Linked DNA regions of Homo sapiens: region 2 is linked to region 1. A link is a contact called in ENCODE Hi-C or POLR2A ChIA-PET data. All regions are on one chromosome and are shown on one strand. Each heading gives the region's core, a stretch centred on a gene start or an enhancer-like site at or near the end of the contact. The rest is flanking DNA. Distances are from core to core; before and after follow the strand shown. Region 1 holds the start of TEFM (transcription elongation factor, mitochondrial). Region 2 holds the start of PSMD11 (proteasome 26S subunit, non-ATPase 11).

Region 1 (3,996 bases), core at 768-3,267:
TTGTATTTTTTAGTAGAGACGGGGTTTCACCGTGTTATCCAGGATGGTCTCGATCTCCTGACCTCGTAATCCCCCCTCCTCGGCCTCCCAAAGCGCTGGGATTACAGGCGTGAGCCACCGTGCCGGCCTTCCTGTCCTCATTTTAATTAGTTACATCTACAATGACCTTATTTGGAAATAATAAGGTACTGGGGGTTAGGACTTCAACAAATCTGTTTTGAGGGATGCAATTCAATCATAACATCTCAGTAAACTGAATAAGCCCTACAGTTGAGGAAATTATTTCCTCCTGATTTGGAGGATTTTGCAGAAAAAAGTTGATGTTATTTCTTGTTAGATTCCTAAGTTCCCCAGAAACTGCCAAGGTTTCTAGACTTCCTATGAGCAATTTTTTTTCTTTTTTTGAGACAAGGTCTGGCTCTGTCCCCCACGCTGGAGTGTGGTGACACGATCTCCACTCACTGCAACCTCTACCTCCCGGGCTCAGGTGATTCTCCCACCTCAGCCTCCTGAGTAGCTGGGATAACAGGCGTGCTCCACCACACCCGGCTAATTTTTTCGTAGAGACGGGGTTTCGCCATGTTGCCCAGGGTGGTCTGGAACTCAAGAGCTCAAGCGATCCGCCCGTCTCGGCCTCCCAAAGTGCTGGAATTACACTTTGGGAGCCACTGCTCCCGACCAGCACATTTTATTAATACTTATGATTCCCCTACATCCCCACTGCCTTCCAGACACAAACAATCAACCCATTGCTGCCTCATAAAAACGCAAACTCATCACCTTTCCCTCCCTCCTGAATTCCCCGTTTTTCACAAAACTGGCTCCCCATCTTCCAGAAATAATTCTTTTCTTTCCACTCTCCTTACATCTCCTAGGTTCAATTCCTTACGGTTGGCCAGGCGCAGTGGCCCACGCCTGTAATCCCAGCACTTTGGGAGGCCGAGTCGGGCGGATCACCTGAGGTCAGGAGTTCGAGACCAGCCTGGCCAACATGGTGACACCTGTCTCTACTAAAAATACAAAAATTAGCCGGGCGTAGTGGCGCTCGCCTGTAATCTCAGCTACTCGGGAGGCTGAGGCACGAGAATCACTTGAAATCGGGAGGCGGAGTTTGCAGTGAGTCCAGATCGCACCACTGCACTCCAACCTGGGCGACAGAGCAAGACTGTTAAAAAAAAAATTCCTTACGCTTGCCTCTCACCTGGGAAGATACACTCTCTTCGCGACTTCTCATTGCTCCCAGGCTCTTCACCTGCAATCCAGCCTCACATTCGCTATACAGTATATGGCCAATTTTCTAGGAACACTCTCCAGTCTGACTGCAAATCATAAACCTCGGGGACTTCAGGCTTCCTATCTGGTGGAGTATTCAACTGCTCCACCCATTATTCAAGGACCAACTAAATTCGGCGCTACATTCATCTCCCTTTATCCCTTCTAAGAGGAATACCGCTCCAGCGCCAACGCAATCTCCTCCTCCCTCGCCTTTACCTAATCCCTTGCCTGCCCTGTTTCCCCGCTGAGCTCCTCAAACACTTCGCATCTCTCCCCGTTATTCCAGTCTACCTGGTGAAAAGGTTATTTGAGGACCTTGTCTACGCTGCCCCTACCTGATCCCGCTCCCGGCGCCACAGGCTGGGCCCCAACAGGAGCTCCTCAATCTAAGTGTCTAGGAGAAACCCAGGGAGTCTCCACGAAGGAGGCACTTTACCCACTACAGACTAAAACTGGCCTCGGAATCGCCTTCCTGGAGATTCGGCCCAGCGGCTCTCAGGAGTCGGTAGGGGCAAGAACGTTTCCCCGGTGCAGTGGAAGAAGACTGCGGGCCAGCCAGGGACTCGGGATCCGGGGACAGGGCCTCGGCAGGCGCCCGCCTGGAAGCCCGCAGCCCAGACGCGGACGACCCACTGCTCAGCGGGACACACCTCGGGCCTTGCCCCGGAACGCCGCTTGGACAACAACCTTTCCGCCGAGTGCAGGCCGAGCGCTTTTGGGCGCAGCACGCAGGAACCGGAAGTCAATGGAGGAAGACTGGACCTACTGATTCAACTTGGAGATGAGCGGGTCTGTCCTCTTCACGGCGGGAGGTAGGGTGCTTGGAACACTGGGGTGATTTCCCGTCTGTCATTAGCCTCTGACCCTAGAGGCTAATGGAATACGGCGGGAGGTAGGGTGCTTGGAACACTGGGGTGATTTCCCGTCTGTCATTAGCCTCTGACCCTAGAGGCTAATGGAATACGGCTGGAGGTATTCTGGAGGAACCTGGAGTGTTTCCTTCCTCATGTCCCTCATGTCCTAGAGTGTTTCCTTCCTCATGTCCCTTGTTCAGGCCCCTCTCTTGGGGCCCCAGCCTAGCTGACGGGGCAGTTTTCGGAACATTTGTGCTTCCCCGGCCTCAGGGTCCACGGGTGGCTCCTCAGAGTGGGCGGATGGTTCACATTCTCACAGCCGCTTGCTTACCTCTGGCCACATTACTTTCCTGTGGCTGCGATGTTAGAGTGACTTCCCACTGGTTTTACAAAGTTATGCATTGTATGGTGTTTCTCATACTTGCAAAAACGTCATGTAGAAGTCTTGAAAAGTGTACGGAAGAAAGTAAAACTGCCCTTAAATCTATCACTTAGCTGAAACATTTCTTATAAACGTACAAAATTTAATTTTATTTAGTTCCACCAGATGAGATACTAAAATGTGAAAATGGAAGTGAAGACAAAACCCTTTTTTTTTTTTTTTTGAGACGGAGTTTCGCTCTTGTTGCCGAGACTGGAGTGCAATGGTGCGATCTCGGCTCACCGCAACCTCCGCCTTCCGGGCTCAAGCGATTCTCCTGCCTCAGCCTCCCGAGTAGCTGGGATTACAGGCATGTGCCACCACGCCCGGCTAATTTTGTATTATTAGTAGAGACAGGGTTTCTCCATGTTGGTCAGGCTGGTCTCGAACTCCCGACCTCAGGTGATCCGCCCACCTCGGCCTCCCAAAGTGCTGGGATTATAAGCGTGAGTCACCGCGCCCGGCCTAAGACAAACCTTAACAGGAAATATTAGTTACAAAAAGATTCCTCTAAATTAAAAATATCAGAAACTTTAAGCAGTTGGAATAATTATTTCAACTACTTGCTTCCTGATGGGTATAAAATACAATTTTCTAGGTAGTAAAACTTCGGACTGATCCATAAATATCGGGAGACATCTCTCGTGACTTGAAAACAACAAAAGCTCTATTTAAAACTCTATATAATATAGTTTAAAAACTAATCCTCTTTTAAAGATGATTCTCGGGCCGGGCACAGTGGCTCACGCCTGTAATCCCAGCACTTTGGGAGGCTGAGGTGGGCGGATCACGAGGTCAGGAGATGGAGACCATCCTGGCTAACACTGTGAAACCCCGTCTCTACTAAATATACAAAAAATTAGCCGGGCGTGGTGGCAGGCGCCTGTAGTCCCAGCCACCTGGGAGGCTGAGGCAGGAGAATGGCGTGAACCTGGGAGGCGGAGCTTGCAGTGAGCCGAGATCGGCCACTGCACTCCAGCCTGGGCAACAGAGCAAGACTCCGTCTCAAAAAAAAAAAAAAAAGATGATTCTCCAAGACAATTTAATATTGTCCTCTATTAGTTCTTAAATTCCAGGAAAGTATTTGTGACTTTGCAAAGGATCTAGTCAAGCTTGCAACTAACCCCAAAGGAAGTAGGACATCCAACTTATATTTTGCTAAATTTTCCTTTTAGAGAGGTGGAGATGCTTTCTGACCCCGTCGAGGTCATCCCTGTACTGGGCCTTACATAATTTCTGCTGTCGGAAAAAATCCACTACACCTAAGAAAATTACTCCCAATGTTACTTTTTGTGATGAAAATGCAAAGGAGCCCGAAAATGCACTTGACAAGCTCTTCTCTTCAGAACAGCAGGCTTCCATCTTGCATGTGTTGAATACAGCATCTACTAAAGAACTTGAAGCTTTCCGATTGCTTCGTGGAAGAAGGTCCATCAATATCGTAGA
Region 2 (3,702 bases), core at 400-2,899, 1.5 Mb before region 1:
TCAACCACCATGACTCAAGCTTGCTCTAACAGTGAAGCTTTCAGGGAACTCTCCCCTAGAATAGTGGGCCAACAGGAAATACTCTAATTGTAATATTTGACGTAATTTCTACTTTATGAAAGAAAAAATATTAGACACTAGACACAGACTATTAAAATTCATGCTCCTCACATTAGTTCTAAATAATAGTGTGTACTCAGAATAAAATATCCATGTAACGGTGATTGAGATGACTCTGGTTCCGTAGAAGTAACTGACCTAAGATCAGAACTTTTAAAATGAAACACCTTTTACCAATATCATTCAAAGATACACCTTGACGCCCACTTCCTCTCCTTCTCTAGTATCCCCAATGATAAAGTATCAAGATCTTGTCATTGTCCTTTCTCCGTGCAGGTCTGGAATACCAAAATTCAACACACTAAGTCAAATGCCAACATCTTGCAAGTCCCACATACAGGTGCATTCTCATACTACTTGTTGAGCCAATTCAGATCTTCCCAAACTACACTACAAAGATGCCATTACATGTGCAGTGAAGAGCTAGTCCAAGCCCTAATTGAATCCTTTATGAGTGAACATTAACGTCTTCTTCTGTCGTAATAAATTTCTGTTCACACTTGAATCCCAACAGAAAGCTGCCGGAAGCGACTGGCTGGGATTCCCATTTCAGTTTTCCTGTTGTGTGTAGGTGTAAGACCATCGTTATTACAGCGTTAAGAAATTTTAATTTTTCCGGCAACATGCAGCCGACCCGTTCCAAAGAATTCCCTGAACTCCGCGGCTGACAACTAACTCCCTTAACTCACTTCCAACCCCTACAGGCAGTCTGGAAAGATTAGTCACCTCCTCTAGCCAGGCGGTCCCGCTCCAACACCTCACTCTTACACCCTACACAGAGCAGATGAGCGTCTCGGCCACCTCCACAAACCAAATGCCAATCTGAGGTGTGTGTCACCCCTGAATTTCCCACATTCTGAAAGAGACCCTCCTCTTAGTGGAGCTTTCTGCCGTGGGGCTGAGGAGTAGCAGCTCCCAGCGTCCCGTGGAAGGAAACTCCCAGAGAAGAGCAAGCGCTCGCGCTCCCACCCGGAGCAGGCTGTGCTGATTACAACGGCGGGAAATGCCTGTCCAGAGCTGGTTTCGCCAAGGCCTTTCAAGTAGAGACTCTAGGACCAGTCCGTGACAAGCACGCCGGCCGGCACTGCTCCGGGTCCCAGACCAGCTCGTGCGGGCCAGAGCCGGGGACATGGCTAGGGAGGGATCCCCGGGGGCCCGGCTCGGCCCACTCTCCCACCCTACGCTGAGCCCCCCGTGAGTCAGCAGCCGGCGAGGGGACCCGGGGATTGCCTCAAGCCCTCCCACAAGAGTGAGACCTGGGAGGCTCTGGGGAGCTCCGAGCGGCCTGCGCCCCCGGCCCGGCCCCCCTCACACAGTGAGTCAGCAGCATCAGAGCCGGCTAGCCGGGCCCCTCTCCGCTGCCGCCGACCGACATAAGCCGAGCTGGGCCGGCGGGGCCGGGGAGGCGGCGCGGCGACCTTTACCGATGGAGTGGAGGATGTCGATGGAGGCCTCCCGGTCGGTGCTGAGTAGAGACTGGGCTCTCTGGAACTCCACCACCGCCGCCGCCGCCATCTTACCGCTCTCACACCGTCCCCGGCCGCGGCCGCCGACGCCGGAAACACACACCCGGAAAGCCCGCCCTCGGGTCCCTCCGCCTGTAGCTCCCGTGGCTCCGTTCCCAGAGCACTCCGGGAGTTGTAGTCTCTCCGCCGGGCGCGGGCTGAGGGGTGGGGAGAGCGGGACCGCCTCGCAGGTGGGCTGCAAGCTCCCCAGCGCCTCCTAGCGGGCGGCCGGCGAGGAAAAGAGGCGGTGCCCCGCAGTGGGAGCTCTAGATCGGTCCCCGCCCACCCCAAAAGAGGCTTCTTGATTCCGGCCCCGCTCGCGCACCCCTGAGAGGGGTTCCTGAGTACTGGGCTAGGTATTGAGTCAAAGCTGCGTGGCTTTCTTTGCGGCTTCCACGATTTAACCATTCATTCGGGACGATAAGTGACCTTATAAAGTGCTCGCTATGTGGCAAAGAATAGCACCATTCGAATGCGTTCCAGTGTCTGACGCCTGTGCGCCGCACACACGCTTTCCAGGCTTGACTCCCGCAGAACGCTGGCCGGCAGGTGGGCAAACCCGCCAGGACCGGAGAAAACTGTCCTCACGCGCCCATTTAACCTTGGGACAGTGCTGGACGTGATGAAGTGAAACATCACCTTTGCTCCATTCACGCCACAAATACCTCTTGGGAATCCACAGAAGCCTCACCCAGCTCCCCAGCTCAAAGAAAAAAAAAAAAAAAGGAAGGAAGGAAGGGAGGGAGGGAGGGACGGAGGAAGGAAAAAATTGAATTATTCTTCCCAATATCTTCAGCCCCTTCAACTAAAGTCACAGATATCAGTGAAGACGTCGTGTGGACGGAAAAATGACATTCTATGAGACCACTTAGGGTTAAACTTAAGAAAGGTGCTAAAAGGATACAAAGACAATTCAGTATTAAGGAAGACCTTTCTCTAGGTGATGACGATCCAAAAATGGAATGTGCTGTCCCATAAAAGGAGGCAAAAAGGGGACTAACATTGCACACCCTCCTCTGTAAGTGGATTAGGCCATTTATATTCCTCTATCTCCTTTTATTCTCCCAACAATGTTCTGTAAAGCAGATATTTACTCCCCTTTAATATGTGAGGAAACAGGGGTTTGAGTTATTTGGTGAAGCTCAAATCGTGATTGGGAGAGATAAGAGCTGCCGGTTAGGGAATGCCTTCCTAATTCCTGGGTGTGTTCACGTGAAAAGTAGTTGACATCTCATCAGGTTGTTGTAAACAGGATTCATGACTTTGATGGAGAGTTGGATTAAATGGCTTCTAGCAAGGCGCGGTGGCTCATGCCTGTAATCCCAGCACTTTGGGAGGGCGAGGTGGGCATATCGCTTGAGCCCAGGAGTTTGAGACTAGCCTGGGCAACATAGACCCCCGACTCTACTAAAAATACAAAAATTATCCGGGCATGGTGGCGCACGCCTGTAGTCTCAGCTACTTGGGAGGCTGAGGTGGGAGGCTTTAGAAGAAATCATAGGAGAGGATAGAGTGCTGGCCTCACTACAAAGAGGGAGTACCATAAAACAGTGGACCCCAACATTTTTGGCACCAGGGACCAGTTTTGTGGAAGACAATTTTTCCACGGATGTGAGGAGGGGGGATGGTTTTGGGATGAAACCGTTCCACCTCAGATCATCAGGCATTAGATTCTCATAAGGAGCAGGCAACCTAAATCCCTGGCATGCTCAGTTCACAATAGGGTTTGCCTCCTATGAGAATATAATGCTGCAGCTGATCTGACAGGGGGCGGAGCTCAGGCAGTAATGCTGGCTCCCCAGCCGCTCACCTCCTGCTGTGAGGCCTGATTCCTAACAGGCCACTGACCAGTAGTGGTCCTTGGCCCAGGGTTGGGGACCCCCACTGTAAAAGACTAGGAGTGTCTGCCAGATCTTTCTCCCAAGCTAGTGAGTCTTGCTGACTGTGGAAACTTATGAGCCCATCCCTGTGTGATCATCATGGTGAAAGTTTTGAGATGAACTAGACATGTCTCTTGAGGAGTTTGGCATGTGTGCACATTCATGAAGATGGGCACCCACTTCTAGCCTGCAGAATT

Evidence for each region. Hi-C counts contacts between places; a loop is a spot of excess contacts on that map. ChIA-PET counts read pairs that join two places held with the same protein, here RNA polymerase II (POLR2A). Pooled maps may share reads with other maps.
Region 2: a loop to region 1 is called in a map of CD8-positive, alpha-beta T cell, with 12 times the contacts of the local background. The contact joins the promoter of PSMD11 here to the promoter of TEFM in region 1. A Hi-C loop is called at or near these places in 2 of 168 maps with a recorded cell type or tissue (CD8-positive, alpha-beta T cell and naive thymus-derived CD4-positive, alpha-beta T cell) and 11 of 50 pooled maps. POLR2A ChIA-PET finds 5 or more read pairs at or near these places in 1 of 52 experiments (HEK293).

Annotation. Positions count from the first base shown.
Region 1 is chr17:30,904,259-30,908,254 of GRCh38, reverse strand. It overlaps TEFM (transcription elongation factor, mitochondrial), which reads left to right and starts at 2,017. Exons shown (of 4, transcript NM_024683.4): 1 at 2,017-2,087; 2 at 3,726-3,996. The coding sequence starts at 2,057. RefSeq lists enhancers at 479-1,279, 1,258-1,527.
Region 2 is chr17:32,442,457-32,446,158 of GRCh38, reverse strand. It overlaps PSMD11 (proteasome 26S subunit, non-ATPase 11), which reads right to left and starts at 1,649. Exons shown (of 14, transcript NM_002815.4): 1 at 1,545-1,649. The coding sequence starts at 1,635. RefSeq lists enhancers at 1,560-1,639, 1,253-1,868 and a silencer at 1,760-1,929.